Linked DNA regions of Homo sapiens: all the other regions are linked to region 2. A link is a loop called in an ENCODE intact Hi-C map of the cell type or tissue named here. Cell type or tissue: HepG2. All regions are shown on one strand. Links, peaks and the distances in the headings refer to the core of each region. The heading gives the core; the rest is flanking DNA.

Region 1 (7,191 bases), core at 1,525-6,524, 490 kb before region 2:
AGTCCAGCCTGGCCAACCTGGTGAAACCCCATCTCTACCAAAAATACAAAAATTAGCCGGGAGTGGTGGTGCATGCCTGTAATCTCAGCTACTCGGGAGGCTGAGACATGAGAATTGCTTGAACCTGGGAGGCAGAGGTTGCAGTGAGCTGAGATTGCGCCACTGCACTCCAGCCTGGGCAACAGAGTGAGACCCTGTCTCCAAAAAAATAAAAAATAAAAAGACATTTCTAAATAACAACAGCCCTATAAAATTTGTCCTGGTTGGCTGAGCACAGTGGCTCACACTTGTAATCCCAGCACTTTGGGAGGCCGAGGCAGGTAGATCATTTGAGGTCAGGCGTTTGAGACCAGCATGGCCAACATAGTGAAACCCCATCTCTACTAAAAATACAAAAATCAGCCAGGCGTGGTGGTGCATGCCTGTAATCCCAGCTACTCAGTAGGCTGAGGCAGGGGAATCACTTGAGCCTGAGAGGTAGAGGTTGCAGTGAGCCGAGATGGTGCCACTGTACTCCAGTCTGGGTGACAGAGTGAGACCCTGTGTCAAAAAAAAAAAATTTTTTTTTTCCTGGTCATAGCGTGTTCATTGTTTCAGCAAGCAAGATGTCATACTAAAATACACAAAAAAATTAATACAATCTTATCTTTGAAAATTTAGTAATTTACTCTTTTTTTGGTGTATGTCTCTTCTTTATTTGGTTTGGAGCTACATGCCTTGTTAAAATGAAAAGCATGTACCTCATTTTTCTGGATATTTTGTATTTCTGATGTTTCACTGGGCAGTCTTGTACCTTGGCCAAAGTGGAATATTTATGCAGGCAGAATTGAATTTAATAATATACATTTCAATTGTTAAGGAAAAATAATTTTCAAGGCATTGGAATTGTATTGTCGTTGCTACTGGTGAATCTACTAGTTGATTGTTGGTATTTCATTTTCTGAACATTGGATTCCTCAGGCAAACCTTCTCTTATACCTCTTATTTTTGTTTATATTGGTCCTGTAATTTTTTTACCTTAGAAAATGCAGCATCTTTTTATGTCATTTAGCAGGTATTTGATGTATCTTGTCATTATTTTATTACTACTTTAACTCTGCTGTAGCAAAATTCTATACTACCTTGTATATATTTACTTATTTTTTAAATAACTAACAAGTTTAATTATAATTTATATAGAACTCTGTATTGTCATGTTCTCCTAAGTGGATGAAAAGTTTCTGGAGAGAAAGTGTCATTACTTTTTTTTTCTGATCTGCTAGAGTTCTCATTGAACACAAAGTTTGCACATACTGCTTCCTTAATGAATGACTGGTAGATGGAGTGGAATTTTTACAACTGACGTTCTGCAGGTTGATTTCAGTTCGTTATTTCAACTTAATGGGAAATTTTTAAAACATATTAAGTGACTATGAAACTAACTTGACTGAATAGCTTTTCAGATCAGCATTTTAAATTTTGCTGTGCAGAATTGCTTCTCTTGCACAAAGTAGTGTGGCTTCATTTGTTAATAAACATTTCATTAATTCTTTTGGGGAAGTGTTTGATTAAAAATAAATTTTTTTTTCTAAGACATGTAACATTCCCAGCTTCTCCCTAATAAGAAAATTATTCATGATAGTTCTGTAGTTTGAAGATTGTTGATGCATATAACATTTCCAACTTCCTTCTAATAAGATAATCATTCTTGATTGTTCTGAAGTTTAAAGATTATTGATAATTTGACTTCATTTTCACTTCATTGTACTTTATAGGCAGGAACATGTTTGATTTAGTGCTATTTCAGAATCCTTTGAAGAAGTCTGACAATCTTTTTAGGATTTTGTTTCAAAATTGATATTAAGTTGTAGCCATAAAGAGGCCACCAATTGATTAATCTTTCTGATCAATAAGGTAATTTAAAGATACTCTTTTAGCTGTGTGACCTTGTTTCACTGCTGCCTGCTGGAGGTGGTTGCCAATTTTGCAGGTAACTAAGTGCTATCAGACACTACCCTTGTAGAAGCACAGCCTCCTAAATTGTGATACCTTGATAACAAATGACTTCTAATCTGGATTAATTTTGTTGCTTGCTTCATTCAAATGTTGGAGAGGCCAGCACATGGGAATCTAACAGAATAGTACTAGAATTCTGAAACTATCAAAGTTCCATTTCTATCAGCCACTAGGTGAGCTTTCTGCTGAGTGATTCAGTGTATGTAATTCAGCTCCAGGCCCTTTCCATCAGGAGAAGAACTGGCAGAGAATCTGCTAAGCATGATTATCCCAATATCCTTCCTATATTAAACCCTCTTTTTTTCCCCCAGTGGGGGAATAAGATAATTGACTTGGGATCCTTGGAGGCCAATCATAACTCCAATTCTCTAACACCAAGTGGGTATTCAACAATTCAGTACAATTCAAACACCATCTATCTAGGGTTAGTGTCAGATCCCACAGGTTTGTGGGCTCAGTCTCACAAAATTGCCTCCACTTCAGATGCCAGTCACAAGTCCTGAGTCACCTATACTTTTGACCAACCAGTTATAAATCAAGGTTTCCCTTGATTTATGCCTCACGAATAATTTTCTTATTAGGGAGAAGCTGGGAATGTTACATGTCTTAGAAAAAAAAATTATTTTTAATCAAACACTTCCCCAAAAGAATTAATGAAATGTTTATTAACAAATGAAGCCACACTACTTTGTGCAAGAGAAGCAATTCTGCCTCAGGTTTGATAATTTGCTATAATGGGTCACAGAAATCAGAAAAATATTTTATTTACCTTTACTGGTTTAGTACAAAAGATAGAACTTAGGAACAGCCAAATGAGAGAGGACACATAGGGAAAGTTATGGTGGCAGGGGAACAGGACTTCAATGCCCTTCTGTGGACATGCCACCTTTTAGCACCATGATGTGTTCACCAAGCAGGAAGCTGTTCACATCTCCTTGTTCAAGAGTTTTGTTTTTTTGAGACAGGGTTTCACTCTGTCACCCAGGTTGGAGTGCAGGTAGCACAATCATAGCTCACTGTAATGTCAAAGGCCTGGGCTCAAGTGATCCTCCTTCCTAAGCCTCCTGATATGGTTTGGCTGTTTCCCCATGTAAATCTGATCTTGAATTCCCACGTGTTGTGGGAGAGACCCAGTGGGAGGTAATTGAATCATGGGGGCAGTTCTTTTTCATGCTTTTCTCATGATAGTGAATAAATCTCACGAGATCTGATGGTTTTATAAGGTGGTGGGGTTGGGGGGGGCTCCCTGCACAAGCTCTGTCTCATTGCCTGCTGCCATCCATGTAAGACATGAATTGCTCCTCCATGCCTTCTGCCATGATTATGAGACCGCCTCAGCCATGTGGAACTGTAAGTCCATTAAACTGTTTTTTTCCATATAAATTACTGAATCTCAGGTATGTCTATCAGCAGTGTGAAAATGGACTTATAAACCTCCCAATTCAAATTTTTATAGAGCTCAATCTCCTGGTCTGGGTGCATGGGAGGAATGGAGGGTAGGGAGGAGGGTCTGAAAATCCCAGCCTACTAATCACTTGGTGTTTCTGGTGACCAGCTCCATCCTGAGGCTGTCTAGAGGCCCCACTGTAAGTCACTTCATTATTATAAACTCAGGTGTAATTGAAAGCTGTTCCTTATGAGTAACAAAAACATTCCTATCACTCAGGAAATTTCAAGGGTTTTGCCAACTCTGTGCGAGGAGCAGGGGACAAAGTTCAAACATATTTCTTATAATATCACACACACTCATTATTTTTTGTTTGTTAAATTTTATTTATATTATATATTATGTTATGGTTGTTTATATTTATGGGGTACAAAGTGATATTATGATTTTGAATGCAATGCAGAATGGTTAAATTAAGCTAATTAACATATCTATCCCCTGAAGTATTTAACATTGTTTATTTGTGGCAATATTGAAATGTACAGTACTCAATTGTTAGCTATGTTCAGCATGCTGTACAATTGATCTAAAATAGAAAAGTCAGACTTATTTCTCATATATAACTGAGGCTTTATACTCTTTTGACTGTTGTGTTAGCCTGTTTTCACACTGCTATGAGGAACTGCCTAAGACTAGGTAAATTATAAGGAAAAGAGGTTTAATTGACCCACAGTTCTGCATGGCTGTGGAGGCCTCAGGAAACTTACAATCATGGCAGAAGGAAAAGCAGGCAGGCATATCTTACATGGTGGCAGGTGAGAGAGAAGAGTGAAATGGGAACTGCCAAACTATTAAAACCATCAGCTCTTGTGATAACTCACTCCACTATTATGAGAACAGCATGGGGGAAGTCGTCCCTGTGATCCAATCACCTCCCACCAGGTCCTAGGTCAACATCTGGGGATTACAATTCGAGATGAGATTTGGGTGGGGACACAGCCAAACCATATCAACTGCCCATCCTCCCTACCACCCAGCCTCTGGTAACCACCATTCTACTCTCTGCTTCTGTGAGTTCAATTAATTTAGATTATACATATAAGTGAGAACTGTGGCATTTGTCTTTCTGTGCCTTGCCTATTTCACTTAGGGTAATGTCCTCCAATTCCGTCTGTGATGTCACAAATTACAAAGTTATTTTTATTTTTTAAAGCCTGAATAGTGTTCCATTGTGTGTAGATGAATTTTTTGGTATTCATTTATCCTCTGATAGACATTTAGGTTTATTCCATTATTTGGCTATTGTCTAGTGCTGCAGTGAATATGAGACTACAGATGTCTCTTCCACATTCTGATTTTAAAACTTTCAGGTAAATACTCAGAAGTGGGATTGCTGGATCATATAGTAATTCTATTTTTAGTTTTTTGAGGATCCTCCATACTGTTTCCCGTAATGGTTATGCTAATTTATGTTCCTACCAACAGGATACAAAGGTTCCCTTTTTCTCCACCTTCTTGCAAGTGTTTGTTGTTTTTGTTGATAGTGGCCATTCTCACAGATAGGAGGTGATATCTAATTGTGATTTTAATTTCTATCTCCCTAATGATTAGTGATGGTGAGCGTTTTTTCAAGTATCTATCAGTTATTCAGATGTATTCTTTTGACAAATACCTATTCAGGTCAATAGCTCACGTTTTTATTGGATTATCTGTTTTGTTTCTATAGAGCTGTTTGATTTCCTCTTATACTTTGGATATTAGCCCTTTACCAAATATATGGACTGCAGATATTTTCTTAATTCTGTAGGTTGTCTTTTTACTCTGCTAATTGTTTCCTTTGATGTGCAGAAGCTTTCTAGTTTGATGTAATCTCATTTGTCTATCTTTGCTTTTGTTTCCTATGCTTTTAATGTCAAATCCATTTTAATGTCAAATAACAAAAAAGTTATGAAAGCACAGAACCTAGTGGTATAAGTAATACTGATCAACATTCAGAATATTTTTAGGATGGTAATGGTGGTGTGTAGAGTAATTTTATTCTTAGTACAGGGTTAAAGGACAAAATTATTAATTGCAACCACAGCTACAATAAACTTTCAAGGGATATATATATTATAATATGATGTAATTTAGACATTAGAAACATAAGATGGCTGGGTAAAGGTGTTGAGTTGTATTTAATCAATGTTAAGCTGCTATCAGGTTAAAATAGACAGAAGTGTAAGATATTCTTTGTAAGCCTCATGGTAGCCAAAAAGCAAAAATCTGTAGGAGATTCACAAAAAATAAAATTAGATTCAAAAGATTCAAGACATACCACACAGGAAACTATCAAACCACAAAGGAAAATTGCAAGAGATGAAGAAGGAAACAAAATATCTTCAAGAAAAAAAGACCCAATGATAGAAAATAATTAACAAAATGGCGAGAAAGTTAGTCCTTTCCTTACTTATCAACAATTATATTGAGTGTAAACGGATTATATTCTCCTATAAAAGACAAGGAGTAAATGAATGGACACACACACACACACACACACACACACAAGACCTAACTACATGCTACCTACAAGGAACTCACTGCACTTTTGAGGACACATATAGACTGAAAGTGAAGAAATGGAAAAAGATATTCTACACAAATGGTAACCAAAAATCAGCAGAAGTAGCAATACTTACAGCAGAAAATACTTTAAGTCAAAAGCTGTAAAAAGAAGAAAATGAAGGCATTATATAATGATAAAGTAGTCAGTTTGCCAAGAGGCTATAACAATTATAAATACATATGTACCCAGCAATGGAGCACCTAAATATATAAAGCAAACATTAAAGGGTGTACAGAGATAGACTGTAATACAATAACAGTAGAGAACTTCAATGCACCACTTTCAATAATGGACAGATAATGTCAGAAAATTAATAAGGCAATGTTAGACTTAAGCAACACTTTAAATGAAATGAACCGTAACAGACATATACAGAGTATTCCATCTTAACACCAACAGGATACACAATCTTCTCAAATGTACACAGATCATTTCTGGGATAGATTGTATGTTAGTTCACAAAGCACATCTTAGGAAGTTGAAGAAGACTGAAATCATATCACATATCTTTTCTGACCACAATTGTATGAAACTAGAAATCAATTACGGGAAGAATTTCAGAAAATTCAGAAGTATACTGAAATTAACAACATGCTCCTGAACAACCAATAGGTCAATTGAGGAATTAAAAGGGAAATTAAAAAATATCTTTAGACAAACAAAAATGAAAACACGGTATGCCAAAATTTATGGGATGTTGTAAAAGTTTTGCTTGTCTGGGAAAGTTTTTATTTCCTTCTTATTTTTGAAAGACATCTTTGCTGGGTAAAGTCTTCTTGGTTGGCAGCATTTTTTTACGCCCCATCCCCCGAGCAGTTTGAATATATCAGCCCACTCTCTCCTGGTCTGGGGTTTCTGCTAAGAAGTTTATTGTTATTTTTATTGGAACCCTTTTATGTGTGATTTCTTTATTATCTTTTGCTGTTTTCAGAATTTTTTCTTTCTCTTTAATTTTTGATAGTTTGATAATTACATGTTATCGTCAACTCCTCTTTGGTTTGAATTTGGTTGGAGATCTCCTTTCTTCATGTACCTGGATGTTGGCTTCCTTCTGATTAGGGAACTTTTCATTTGTTATTTCTTTAAATATGCATCTACCTACTTTGTTTTTCTACTTCTTAATTCCTATTATGTATAGGTTAGGTCTCTTGATGGTGCTCCATAATCCCCATAGGCTCCCCTCCCCTCCTTTCCCGTTCCCTCC
Region 2 (7,191 bases), core at 1,109-6,108:
ACATACATATATTTTCAAGCATAAGCACTCAGGTATACTAATGGCAGTTGGGGAAAAACCAAAATGTATGAATGCACATCACTCTGGTTGTAATTGTGTGCACCAGCTTTATAACGGTGGTCATCTGAAATACCATGATGAACAACATAAATCTTTTCACAAGATTGATGAAGAACTGAGATGGGTTACCACCGCATATTCAGTCACTCAAAGAGCTGAGATCTTGAGAAATTTTATCTTTCATAAATGGAGATGTATAAAAGAACATCTCTTCATTTATTGAGGAAGTTTCAATATTTTTATATTGAGAACCAAGGAAGCTGAAGCCAGTACTGTAACTCTCAGTCTGAGACCGAAAGCCTCAAGACCTGGGGGGCCTCTGGTGTGTAAGTCCTGGAATCCAAAGGCTAGTGAGCCTGGAGTTCTGATGTCCATGGTGGCAGAAGTCTGTCCCAGCTCTCAGAGAAAGACCAGCTTGCCTTCTGTATCTGTTCTCTCTGGGCCCCTGGCTGATTGGATGGTGCCCATCAACAATGAGGGCAGATCTTCCCCACCTCATCCACTCACGCTGACACATTAATCTTCTCTAGAAACACTCTGAGACGTGCCCCAAATAATGCTCTATTAGGTTTCTAGGTATTCCTTAATCCAGTCATGTTGACACCTAAAATTAAGTCTACAGGTCTACCCCTTGCAACTTGGCACCCATATGCATGTTTTTAAACCGTATTTAAATTTCCAAATAAAGACAATAACAAGGTAATATAATAATTTCTCCTGACATGATATAACTATCCTGCATACAACCAAAAATGCACTAATCCCTTCCCTAGAATTTGGCTTTCAGGATTTCAACATTTGGGATTTTAATATTTCAGAATTATGATTTTGGGGACTTTAGATGTTAGGGATTTTAACCTCTAGGGATTTTGGTCTTTAGGAATTTCAAAATTTGGGATTATGACTTTTGAGATTATGTCTTTTGGGATTATAATTGTCACCGGTTTTTGCCAACTGCCTGGTCTCTGTAGGCATTTGAGCTTTTTAACCATTCCCTTAGAAGTTTATTTTATGCTTATAAACTATGGATCACAAATGCCATCCTTATATCTGTAGTTGAATATTTACAAGATATAATAAAATAAGAACATGTGTAATATAAATTTTATGAGAATTGTTTAGTTAACATTAAACAAGAAATATTTTAAAAGCGAATTTTTTAAAAGGTGTGTTTATCATTGGCCAATTTCTAAAGCACGCTGTACAGACTTTTTCCCTAAACAAATAGAAATTCTGTAAAATATTTTAACCTATTTGCAATTAATAATGGTGTTATCACATGAATATTTAATCCCTAGACCCAGACTTTTACCCATCTCAAATAAGAGTACGAAGTACACATGTAAAATATAAACCTATTTGATTAATTTGTCTTTGAATACAAAAATAATAAAACTAAAAACCATACTCTATAAATATTTTAGGAAAGATTTAAACCCCAATAATGAGAAATTCTATTAGAAGAAAGAGAACACTAACATACATCAAGCCCGAGTCTCATATGAAAGTCAGCTGTTAGCAATAAGTACGTTAGTCTGCTGTTTTCTCACCCAAGGTAGAATGTATTCTCAATACCTTTTCTACATGAGAAGCTTTCCTGACCATGTCCCTTACTTCAGCACCTCTGCGATGAGATTTGTAAAACTAGCAAATCAAGTATTTTCTATTTTTCTTTTTCCGGTGTAGGAATCTTTACTAAATTATTCGTCTCTATCCAAATGTCATGTTTGCCCTCTTATGTCTCCAATGGTCCCTGGAGTCATACTTTTCATTTTATGATTTAAACATTCTTACATTTCCTATTTTATTTTCTCCTATAGCAGGGTTTCTCAACAGCAGAGCTATTGACATTTTTGGTCAGATAATTCTTTATTTTGAGAGGCTATCCTGTGCATTAAAGCATGTTTAGCATAATCCCTGCCCTTTGTATACTACATGTCAGTAGCACCTTTACATCCTTTCTGCATTGTAAAAAGCAAACATGTCTCTAGACATTGCCATATGTCTCCAGAAGAGGCAAACTGTCCCACGTTGAGAACCACTGCCCTATACCAAAAAAGATTCACAAAAACACCATGATTGTTTACATTTCCCAATGGATAACAAGTTTTATAAAATACTGGTTCTACCTCATTAAAGAAGAAGAAGGAAAAAAACCCTATTTTTGCATTTTATCTCCCCTACTCGCTGATTTTTATATTTGTGCAGTCAATTCTTTACTAATCAGAACTCTGGGGAAGTTTTTAAATGTTTATAGGCTTTTAAAAAAGATACCCTTTTCTCTTTTTAGATATTTTAAACCTACAGACCTAAGTAGTTTTCCTTTTAATTAACTATTACATACTTGTAACGATTTATAATATATACAAAAGGCATATTTTTTAAAAGAACACCTCAATGCATACTGCCCATGTATCTGTGGAGTATCCTGTGGGTTCCTCTCAATCCTATCTATTTACTTCTCAACTCCCACCAGAGATAATGACTTAATTCCCTTGCTTTTCCCTTTTCTATTATGATATACACTTGTTTCACTAAACAATAAATTATTTAGTGTTGTACATTTTTGAACTTTAAATAAGTGGGATCATACTGTATATATTCTGTGCTTTGCTCTTTTTTTTGTTCAGCATTATGTTTGTGAGATTTATTCATGTTGATGCATGTAATGGCATGTTCTTTGTTTTTGTTTCTGTATTGTATTTCTTGTATAACTATACAACATTTTACTTATCAATTCTCCTGTCAGTGGACGCTTGAGTCATATTCGGTGTTTTTGCTTTTATAAACAATGTTTCTATGAGCATTCTTGAACTTGTTCTTGGTCAACTTTTGTGAGTTTCTGTAGGATATATTTCCAGGAGTGAAGTTGCTGAGTCATAGGATATATGTACCATAAAATCTACTTTAAAAAGCCAAATTTTTTTCCAAAGTGGTGGTACCAATTTTCACTCCCACCAACAATCTGTGATAGATCCTGTTGCTCTACATCTTCTCCAACATTTGGCACTATTGGACTTTGAAATTTTTGCCAATCTGGTGGGTATAAAATGTAATCTCTTGTGACTTAATTCACATTTTTTGATACGTCTCTCTGAATATCTTTTCATATATTTATCAATCACTTGAAGCTCTGCTTTTGTAAAGTTTCTGTTCATATCTTTTGGTTATTTTTGAAAATTGTTTACTTATAATCTTATACATACTAATTTGTAGGAGTTCTTTTTATATTCTGGTTACTAATCCCTTGACAATTTTATATGTTGCAAATATCTTCTCCCAGTTTGTTGCTTGACTTCACCCTTACCTTATGATATTTTCTGATGAACAGAATCCTTAATTTTATTTATTTTTTTTCCTTTATGATCTAATCTTTTTTGTGTTTTAAGAAATCTTTACCTACTGATAACCTACAGGTCACATTGGCAGGCTTCCAAATTAATCCGCCTGGGGGAGGTCTTATGATTCATGGCTTACATCCTGTCCCTGAGTAAACAATTTTATCGTGAGTTCCTCAAATCTTATCATGAATTCCTTAAACTGTTGACATACTGATTAATATGTAGCCTACTGACAGTGGAAAAACACTGATTTGTTTCTGAATCCTGAAGTTTTACTGATTGTTTTGCACATAGAGCATTTTAGCTTGTATTTTGTAAATCGTAGCCAATGATTATAACCTCTGTATTGTACCCTCCAATGAAAATCACAACTCGGGTCTGAGGAGTTGCCCTCCCTTCTGAACTTCCCCATAAAAACCTTCCAACTTGTAGCAGATTCTGGAATATGCCCAAATTTGTGGTGTGTCTTCCCAGGTAGATCCTGGCATTTGGCTTCCAATAAGCCTTTATCAAATTATTTCTGCCTCAACAGCCTTAATTTTGGTTGACACTATCCTGAAGTCATAAAGATATTCTATAGTTTCTAAATGTTTTATAGTTTTGCCTCTTATATTTATATATTTCAACCATCTAGAATTGATTTTTAATGTCTTTTCTGAAGTATGGAACCAAGTTTATTATTTCTGTATGAATACACAAGTGTTCAAATGAAAAGACTACACTTTCCCTCTGCTCTGCCATGTTGCCTCTTTCAAATATCAAGCATATGTGTGTAAATCTCTTTCTGGTCTATTTTCCTGTCCTTGCCAATACCACACTCACTGAATTATTATAGCTTTTTAATAAGTCTTCATATTTAGTTTTAGAAGAAATCTATACAATTATTTCCTCAAAATTATAAAAATGAGTTCAAATTTGTTAGCATAGCACCAAATCAAGTACATTGAATTATTGAATTGATCATTTTTAACCTTCCCTATCACTTTGGTCTTATTCCATCTGATACTTGCTATTGTCTGGACCCTAGTATAGGCTTTCCATATTGCAATAAAAGAAGTGTGCACCATGGAATACGATGCAGCCATAAAAAGGAATGAGATCATGTCCCTTGCAGGAACATGGATGGAGCTGGAGGTCATCATCCTTAGCAAACTAACACAGGAACAGAAAACCAAATACTGCGTATTTTCACTTATAAGTGAGAGCTAAACACTGAGAACATAAGGACACAAAGAGGGGAAAAACAGACACTGGGGCCTACTTGAGGGTGGAGGATGGGAGGAGGGAGAAGATTAGAAAAATAACTGTTGGGTATTAGGCTTAGTACCTGGGTGACAAAATAATCTGTAAAACAAACCCCTGTGACATGAGTTTAGCTATATAACAAGCCTACACATTTACCCCTGAACTTAAAAGTTAAAAAAAAAAGTGTGCAGGTATCCAGATTGAGGTCAAGCAGAAGTAAATTAGAAGAACCAAACATTTAAATTAAACCAAAATTTGTCATTGCAGAAGGATATGGTTGTAAACAGTCCTCTGAATATGTAATAAATTTAATAATTGTAAACTTTTAATATTAGGATGTTGACATTCAAATATTTGGTACCAAGGTTTCTGGTAATCATTTTCCCACTGAATATTTGCAATATTTCATGAGAGAATGTGGCATGTTTTTGTGGGCCTGTGGTGTAAGAATTCTTAAGCAATAGAAATTTCCACTTAGGGAAAATTATATTTAAGTTACATTTGTATTAAAGATATATAGGTAAATATAATAATTTAATCAAAGTTCATTTTTTTAAAGCATATCATTTAAAATAAGTGTGCTAATGTTGAATAAAACTATGTTAACACAAATTCAATTAAATCAATTTTCCAAGCTTTTGGATTTTTTTAAAATTCAAAATTACAAAATTTTTCATTGTAAATTTAAAATGATGGTTAAGAATTCCAAGCTTTACCCTCATTTGCCTGTCTCAGGAGTTTTAATTTATATTCATTAAGGTATTTATGAAACTCAGGCATGAATATTATGGTCTCTTTTTCTTGTCTCAATACAGAAGACAAAAAAGAGCAAATAAATATAAATGGAACCAAAAGATATTTGTATTTAGGAGACTTTGTCCATATTTCAAAACTATGATGTTATTGTAGATTGTAAGGTTTTTTGTTTGTTTGTTTGTTTGTTTGTTTTGTTTTGTTTTGTTTTGTTTTTGAGACACAGTCTTGCTCTGTCACGAGGCTGGAGTGCAGTGGTGCAATCTCGGCTCACTGCAACCTCCGCCTCCCAGGTTCAAGTGATTCTCCTGCCTAAGCCTCCCGAGTAGCTGGGACTACAGGTGCCCACCACCATGCCTGGCTAATTTTTTGTATTTTTAGTAGAAACAGGGTTTCACCATGTTGGCCAGGATGGTCTTAATCTCTTGATCTCGTGATCCACCCCGCTTGGCCTCCCAAAGTGCTGGGATTACAGGCATAAGCCACTGTGCCTGGCCTGTAGATTGTACGTTTTTATAAGGAGGTAATAGTAATAGTTAAATTCATTATTGTCCCAAGTGAAGGTAATTAAGAAATAAAAACTTAGGGACGGTGATGAAGACAGTATGCTTTTTAATTTGGAAATTTTGTCAGAATAGTGGCCCTTCCAGAGGGGTAGATGAATGTATGACCATTTAGTCCTATGGTTGTTTTAATAAAACAAATTTCAAGATGGCATAATCTGAGATTCAAAGTAGGCCCAGAGCCTCAACATTACATTTTCTTTTTGAAAAATTTCATATTCTTAATTCTAAAAGATTGCCTTTGATGAAGTTGCTTACTTTGGTACCATAAAGAAAGAGAGAAAAATAAGAGACTCATATTAGTTGAAATACTTAGATTATTTGGAAATAACCCAATTTGCTTTCCTTTAGTCGCTTGCGGCCAGCCCCCTGTTGTAGAAAATGCCAAGACCTTTGGAAAGATGAAACCTCGTTATGAAATCAACTCCCTGATTAGATACCACTGCAAAGATGGTTTCATTCAACGTCACCTTCCAACTATCCGGTGCTTAGGAAATGGAAGATGGGCTATACCTAAAATTACCTGCATGAACCGTAAGTGGTCCTTTAGAAAGAATGGACTACCGTGCTATAACAACTACTAGACACCTTCATTTTACGGCTGTGGTATCGGCAGTTTAGGGTATGGAGCAAGTAATATTGTGTGTTTTCTTTTTTTCTTTCTTTCCTTCCATGTAGCATCTGCATACCAAAGGACTTATTCTATGAAATACTTTAAAAATTCCTCATCAGCAAAGGACAATTCAATAAATACATCCAAACATGATCATCGTTGGAGCCGGAGGTGGCAGGAGTCGAGGCGCTGATCCCTAAAATGGCGAACATGTGTTTTCATCATTTCAGCCAAAGTCCTAACTTCCTGTGCCTTTCCTATCACCTCGAGAAGTAATTATCAGTTGGTTTGGATTTTTGGACCACCGTTCAGTCATTTTGGGTTGCCGTGCTCCCAAAACATTTTAAATGAAAGTATTGGCATTCAAAAAGACAGCAGACAAAATGAAAGAAAATGAGAGCAGAAAGTAAGCATTTCCAGCCTATCTAATTTCTTTAGTTTTCTATTTGCCTCCAGTGCAGTCCATTTCCTAATGTATACCAGCCTACTGTACTATTTAAAATGCTCAATTTCAGCACCGATGGCCATGTAAATAAGATGATTTAATGTTGATTTTAATCCTGTATATAAAATAAAAAGTCACAATGAGTTTGGGCATATTTAATGATGATTATGG
Region 3 (7,191 bases), core at 1,284-6,283, 1.2 Mb before region 2:
GTCCTGGTAGAGGCAGATGAATTTATCATTCTGAAACAGCAGGGTGGGTCATAGCCTGGGTGGCAAGCTTTGTAAATATTAATGGAGATTCCAAATTCCACTGTGTCTGCAGTAATTTAGAAGCAGTGTTAGCAGCGAAGGGTCAAGGGCAAAACAACAACAACAAAAAATGATGTGGGTGGGACTTGGATCTCTTTACTGTAAGAAAAATTCTTCTTTTTTGGAAAATTCTTTTTGTCTCTTCAGTGTCTGTGGCCATCTGAAAACGTCCACATGATGCCAGACCATGCTTTACTCTGAAAATCCACCGATAAGGTTATTTGACCTCTTTCTCTCTAATTTCACAGTGTCAGTCTTTGAGCTGAATAATTTCAAACAGATTTGACTCCCAAGAGACCTTTTTCTTTGTGGAGCAAACCACGAAGAAACACTTGAATAGTGGGTGAAATGACGAATACTCTAAACCTCACAAACTATTAGGAATCAATTTCTCAAACATCATACCTAATTATTCTCCCTCCCCCATTTCAATTCAGGAATCTCAAGGTTAAGGAAAAGCAGCTGAAAAAACAGTATTCTTGGTTGGGTTCATGTACTGCCCATTTTTCGTTTTTTTATAACTGTAGGATAGAAAGGAGAGAAACTTCTAAAATCTGCCCCTTTAATTGCCAAAAAAGAACACTCAGAGAAAGAAAAGTTTGTGCTATTATGCAGAGATGATAGTGTTGGCAAGAATCATAGAGACGCCTCTTGTTTAGTGGTTCTCAAAATGTGGTCCTCATGGGGACACCAGGGGTTTTCTGAGTTGGGAGGGACGGAAGAAGGAAGGGCAGGTGATTCAGCTGCTGTGGTGGCCCCATGGCCAGGAGGGAGAAGTGGATTCCACAGAGGCTTCAGTAGAAGGCAGAGAACTTGCAGGTGATGCAAAGATGTGTTTGTGAATAATCACACCGGGTATGTCAGTGCTGTCCTAGTATTTGTGCCTGTGGAGGTGCAGAAGCAGCAGATGACAGTGAATGGAGGGCACTTGGAATTAGAAGGCAGGAATAGGTAGTTTCAGTGCTCAGCGGGGTGGGTAGTCTTTGGGCCATTTCAACAGGTCCAAGATGTGTAGAACAAATAGTTTAAGAATTATGCATCAGTCTAGGCCTTGTTCTGTGTGTAAAGTTATTCAAGACAGTCATCTGAGATAATTTGAAGACCAAGAATAGGTGCCACATCCACACTTTGTAGGAAGTTTAATGGTTGAGCTCCTTTAGAGTCAAAATTCATATATAATATGTCATATCTATCATGTAATTTCAAAATTCGTATATAATATGTCATATGTATCATGTAATTCCTGCTGAAGTGTAAGACTCCATTTCTTTTGTTAGGTACGTTGAAGATGGAGAACAACTGATGTCAAGACACATTTTGGTTGTAAGGGACAGAAGTCCAACTCCAACGAGCTTGCCAAGGATGGAACCTGCTGGCAAACATAACCAAACTTTGGGAAGGGCAGGGTATGGTTAACCTCAGGTTTCTGGAAGCAGAGTGTACAGTGCTGTGCCGTCCCTCTTCTCTCTGCTTCTCTCTGCGTATTGGCCCTATCCTCTCAGTGGGGCACCCTCCCTGAGCAGCGAACAGCAGCCACAGGAAGCTCCAGTGTCAATGCCTCCCACAGCTTTCCAGAGAAGCAGCAGCCTCTTTGTTAGCTCCGTATCAAAGACATCCACAGGCAGGGCTTTGTGTGACCCAGTTTGGGTCACGTCTTTATTTGGGGCCCGGAGGAAATGGATACAATGACTACAGCCCATCATAGAACCTCATGTTTAGAGGACCAAATTTCCTCTCTCCAAAAGTGAAATGTTGTCACTGTCCATTCAACTGATGAAAATCTTCCTTTTCAACAGAAAAACTATCATGATGTTGTCTGTTGGGCTTCAGTTTCTTACAGCAGTCATCTTAAGAATTAAACTGGTATGGATAATCTGACTATGAACTCCTTGAGGGCAGGGACCATATTATATAATACTTCTGTGTCCTCTGCTATTTCTTAGCAGAATTTTGAAAATGTGCCAAGTGTTGACTTGGTTCGATCACTTGTGAGAATGGAGGGACCCATAATGTTAATAATCAATGAAGGTTGTTGGAGTTACTTACCCAAAACCTTATGAACTTAGCCTTCCCTAGCAGATTTAGTTTCGTAATTTGTCCGGTATAAGCAAACACTAAAGAGGGATTGGGGAAAGTTGTGAGTTGAGTAGTTGGGAAAAAGGTAGTTTGCAGTTTTATTTACGTCTCACAGCTTGACATTTTTTGTTTGCCTTGGAGGGGGTACTTTTAAAAATTCCTCTTTTGAAAACAATAAAATCTTAGATTTTGGATAACAGATATTTCTGTACTATATACCTCACTTAAGATTTTCAAAGTAATGTTTAAAAGTGCCTTTTATATTTTTTCATACCACATTGTAGGGAAGGCCAGGGTCATTTTTTAACACTTAACTATGCTCAATACCTCCTCACCACTATAAAGTAAGGTCGAATGTTGGTTAAAGCAAAGCTGTCTGGAATCACCCTGTCAAAAGTACTGATTTATAACCTTGCTACTCACATTTCTTACTGTGGTGCCCTCCCTCTTGTTGGCTCCTGCATCTTTGAAGTACAGGGAAAATGAACTAATATGGCAGCTCCAATATGCAGCTAATCCTGCCAATGATGTCTCCCCTGGAAGTGTTTGAGAGAAGAATTTCTTTTCCCAGTATGGATTTATGTAAACATTTGTTCCATTCACGAGTAGCACATTAATGCCTAATTCTGGAAAAAATACAAAGAAAAAACCTTTTCTGCCTGTCTAGACAGAGTCTTGTTAGTGTACGTCTGATCATATGGGTACTCATGCCGGTAATATTAATTGGTGGGAAATGAGCCAAGGAAAGACAACCCTATCTACCAATTAAATTTACTGAGCTTACAGGGTGGTTTATAAAGTCAACATGCTGGGCAAAGCTTACATCTGACCAGGGAAATTGTTGTTTTCTGATCCCCAGTTGGCCGTCAGCCACCTCAAACACGAGACAGATGTTGGCTTTACTAGGGTCAGGGTTATCACAGGGTGGGATGAATAGTCTTTGGCTCTGGGGTTTGCTACTTTTCCTTTGCTGATGAATAAGAGCAAATAAAATTATTTCTGAATGCCTTGGGGGTGGGGTGGGGGTTAGTGTTCTAAAGCTGGATAGGGCCACCGCATACCAACATCCCAGGGACAAACTTCCCATGTCTCAGACGTTCTTAGTTTAGTTTGTTTGATCTGAGGTCCACTGATTCCGTTATCTCAAAGGGCAAGGGTTAATGCCTTCTCATAAAGATAACAATGATAAACACAAACAAGGTATTCACTTTGATATATTGGTTTCTTATCCAGGGATCAAGGCAAAAATGTGGGAGAACTGAAAACACAGAGTTTGAAGTAGCATCAAAGTAATTTGCCAGTTTTTGAAGTAGGAAGTTTTTTATTAATGTTTTTTTTCCAGTGGAATTGAGGTATATAGTAGCGTGAACTAAATGAAGGCTGTGACATTGGGAGGTGTATTTTGTGTTTGCTGTGTCAAGTGTGTGTGGACTGCACATGGGATTCCTATCCACTTGTGTTTGTCCTTGGGATTGGTTTAGTTTCCACTAGGTGCTAAGGAAACTAGCCATGCACCGTCAGCTCCCCCAGGATGAGAGCCACACCCGAGAGAACCCTGTCTGTGGGAAGGTAGTTCTTGCGGGGTTGGGGGGCAGCAGGAGGGGTCCCAAGTGCTGGGACTTCGGGATCCATGTTGGGGACTGTCAAGAAATGTCATCTGACACTGGGCAGTGTGGGGAGAAGCAGGAGGCTGTGAATTAGTAAAACTTTGGATGCACTTCTGGGAGAGGAAAATACACATGCACCCTTTCACAAGGCTGAAAATACATAGCTACATCGGTATAATTTATTCTGGGAATTGCCTATTAAATTGTATTCCAGACACCAGGTTATATTTGGTGGTCTACTAGAAAATAGTATACTGCTTATCTATTTAAGGCTAAAAAATCTCCCAGATTGCCTTTTAAGCCTACAATTGCCTATGAAAATAAACAGATATCTCCCTCCTTGCTTGAACTGCCTTTCCCATCTGCTCATTCTGGAATGCTCTTATAAAAGTTATCTGCCTCTCTGACCACAATAATATTTCAGATTCTTTCCTTGGTCAATGGCGGCCCCTCTTGTCACCTCATCCACGTTGTGCTCCAGACTTTGCCTCTCTTTGGCTTCATTTGGGGCTTCTGGGGCCAGGACTCATTCCCCGCCCCGCCAACCCTCTCCTTGCACCCTGAGTGTGTGGTCACCCCTGGGCCAGGCCTCCTTTTCCCTGAAATCCCTCCTTCGTCTCCCTGGAGACATCCTCGATGTCCCTGTTGTCTGTCACGCTGTGCACCGATTCCCTTCTTTTGGGTGCCCCCTTTGCTCCCACACACCCAGTGCTCAATAAATTGAGGGCTCCCAACCCCTGACCTTTTCCAGCTGGAGCCTTTCCACCTGGCCTGCGCTGTGTAATTGTGCTTGCGTGCCCACCAGGCACTCTCTTATTATCTCCTCCATTTATCAGGCATGATGTTTTGGGATCATTTTTGCCTGTTTTTTTTTTTTTTTTTTTTTTTTTTTTTTTTTTTGCTTCTTCTCAGCCTACCTGAATATGACTTTGGCATTGCCATTGATGAAATGCAGTGTGTGCTGGATGTGAGGATCCAACTCAATGCAGGGCCATTCCCTCTTTGTGGACAAGGCCATGTTTTTGCAGTGAAGGGCTTGAGGACGTGGGTTATGCTCTGGTGAAGCTATCGGGGAAGTCATCAATTCAGGCCAAGCTCCGCCCTCCATGTGCTCCTTCAGGAAGTGATTAAAACACTAGAACTGACAGTAAAATGAGTCATTAGGTTCACAGAAAAGTTAGGCAGCAGCGATGTAGTTATGGAACCGCAGGTCATAGCTTTTTCTCATTTTTCTTTTATTTTGTGGCATCGTTGCTGTTTTGTGGAAAATTTTCTTTCTCGAAGTTGTCCAGCTGTGAGTCAGTTTCTTTGCCTGAGAACATTGTCTGCGGCAGCAGCAGAGCTATATTTTTCCTTCAGCCTCTATCACTTTTTTTATCCCCGCAAAGGAAAAAGTTAGCTACATTATCTGACTTGTGGATTTGATTTTGGGTTTGTAATTGGCTGATGAAAGCTCTCCTGACTGGCAGTGGGAGGGAAAATAGGAGAGGAGAAGAGGATTTCCATTGGGAAGCAGTGGTCCCTACTGCCCAGAGGGGCCGTAGGTAGTGGTTGCCCTCAGTTTTGCTGGGGCAGTAGTTGAGTTGAACATGCACAGTCCCTGGGTTTTCTCCCCCTGGACTGCCCTATCCTTTAAGAAGTAATGGACTGAGTGTTGACTCTGTGCTGAGTACTGTTATGTGCTTTATGTATTCTTTCTGTCCTTCCAACAACCCTGTGAGGTAAGAATGAGTGCCCCTATTTGAAAGCTTTCTTACGGAAAACTAAGGTTTAGAGAGGTGAAGTGGTTTGCTCAAGATCACACAGCAAATTAGCAGGAGACCTGCGTGACATACTCTAGTTCTGTCCAGCATCAAAGTCATAGTGCTCCCCTATTTATGCTACCTCTTTACCTTGCTAACCTGTACATAACTGAAGCTCAAGTTCTACTATATCCACCTACCTCTCTCTGATAATAACAACCCAGAGATATTAATAGTGTTCTCTATTTACTCACAGCACCCAATTAGTATTTAATGACATTATGTTTTATAATATTATAATTTAAATGACTATATGAATATAGTTTCTCACTTGACAGCCACTTGAAGACATGATCATGAATTAGGTGTATGTCTACTTACAGTGCTCCGTTTAAAGGAGGAGGGAGAATGACAATGGGCTTGAGATTTGACAAAGACAGAAATAGCGTTCGCTATAAAATAGAATGAGCCCAGAGCAAGCTGTCAAACTATAAATGGACAGAAAATGAAATGCAACAGGAGGTTGTGAAAGAAAGATAATTAACACAAGGTAGAAATATGTTTGTAAGAGGAAAGTAAAATTCTGAAAAATAAACAAGGATAAGTGGCTTATTTTTGCTGAGATGACAAGATGAGTATATTGAAAGTATTCAGCAACATATCTTGATTTTGTAGTAAAGTTTTGTTTCTTTATATGAAATCTGTCTAGCTTTAAATTTATTAGCTTTAAAATTATTCCTAGAAAAATCTATAGAAATGTATTGAAAAGAGGAGACTGTTCGCTATTATTTAGTTTACAACAAGCTTTAATTAAATTGATCTAGTAATTTGAATCAATTTTGGGTATATCTGGAATACATTTTGGTATATATGCAAAGCATATATATAACATAAGCATGATGACATATAATTTAACCTATTTAAAAGATTTATTTTAAAATCCTTTAAATAATTATTAGCATATATATTCACATATTATTATTCATTAATATAGTTCATGTTATAGTTGAAAATACTAAAGCATATTTTAAAATTATGTAATTAATATTGTTGAATACATTGGAATGATATTACTGCTAATTTGAATGAATGATAAAATCATCAAATCAAAAATTTTCTGAGTCCTGCTATGAACGAAATACTGTGGCAAATGAAAAGAAACATGATTTAGCTAGGGATGGTATTTAACAGTAATTACATTTAAGTAATAAGAAAAATTGCAAAAAAATTGCAGTTGATACGAACATTATCAACGTGATCAGAAGATGGAAAGAGCATTGCAGGTTGAATGGATACAATTCATTCAGGGGCTTTATGGAGAAGCACTTTGAACTGATTCATGAAAATCGTAAATGTGGGTCAGGTAGAGGTGATGGATACAGTATGGGGGCCACTTTGGCCGTCTGTCAGTAGAATATTTTAGCATGAATTAAGATTTCTGTAGGAGGGAGTGAGAAGTTAAATTGGGGCCATAATATGGAGAACTTTAAAAGTTAGGGTAATACATTTAAACAATGAAGAGTTATTGAATGTTGCAATGGTCATTCCTTACCAGATGGTTTATCTACCTCCACTCAAAGTACATCTATTGAACATCAGCTACTTGTAAGGCACTGTACTGAGTGTTATAAGAAAATAAAATTAACAATCACAACTTCTGCCCTCAA

Evidence for each region. A loop is a pair of places that touch in the nucleus more often than their neighbours do. Peaks named below come from ENCODE experiments on the same cell type or tissue, not always from the same donor. Only the 100,000 strongest peaks of a DNase experiment are listed, where the experiment ranks them.
Region 1: it touches region 2 in a loop (36-fold over the local background); 4 of 110 quality-filtered maps call a loop at or near these places.
Region 3: it touches region 2 in a loop (8-fold over the local background); 2 of 110 quality-filtered maps call a loop at or near these places.

What each region holds. Positions count from the first base shown.
Region 1 is chr5:83,087,116-83,094,306 of GRCh38, forward strand. The region is part of intron 1 of XRCC4 (X-ray repair cross complementing 4); the gene reads left to right. Among named protein-coding and RNA genes, the nearest start is that of XRCC4, 13 kb to the left of the region's middle. In HepG2, for the core only: no CTCF peak of the experiment used is centred there; no DNase peak of the experiment used is centred there.
Region 2 is chr5:83,573,667-83,580,857 of GRCh38, forward strand. It overlaps VCAN (versican), which reads left to right. Exons shown (of 15, transcript NM_004385.5): 14 at 6,314-6,496; 15 at 6,641-7,191. The coding sequence ends at 6,768. Among named protein-coding and RNA genes, the nearest start is that of VCAN-AS1, 15 kb to the left of the region's middle. In HepG2, for the core only: no CTCF peak of the experiment used is centred there; a DNase peak (open chromatin) is centred at 3,545.
Region 3 is chr5:82,384,149-82,391,339 of GRCh38, forward strand. No RefSeq gene overlaps it. Among named protein-coding and RNA genes, the nearest start is that of RPS23, 110 kb to the left of the region's middle. In HepG2, for the core only: no CTCF peak of the experiment used is centred there; a DNase peak (open chromatin) is centred at 3,233.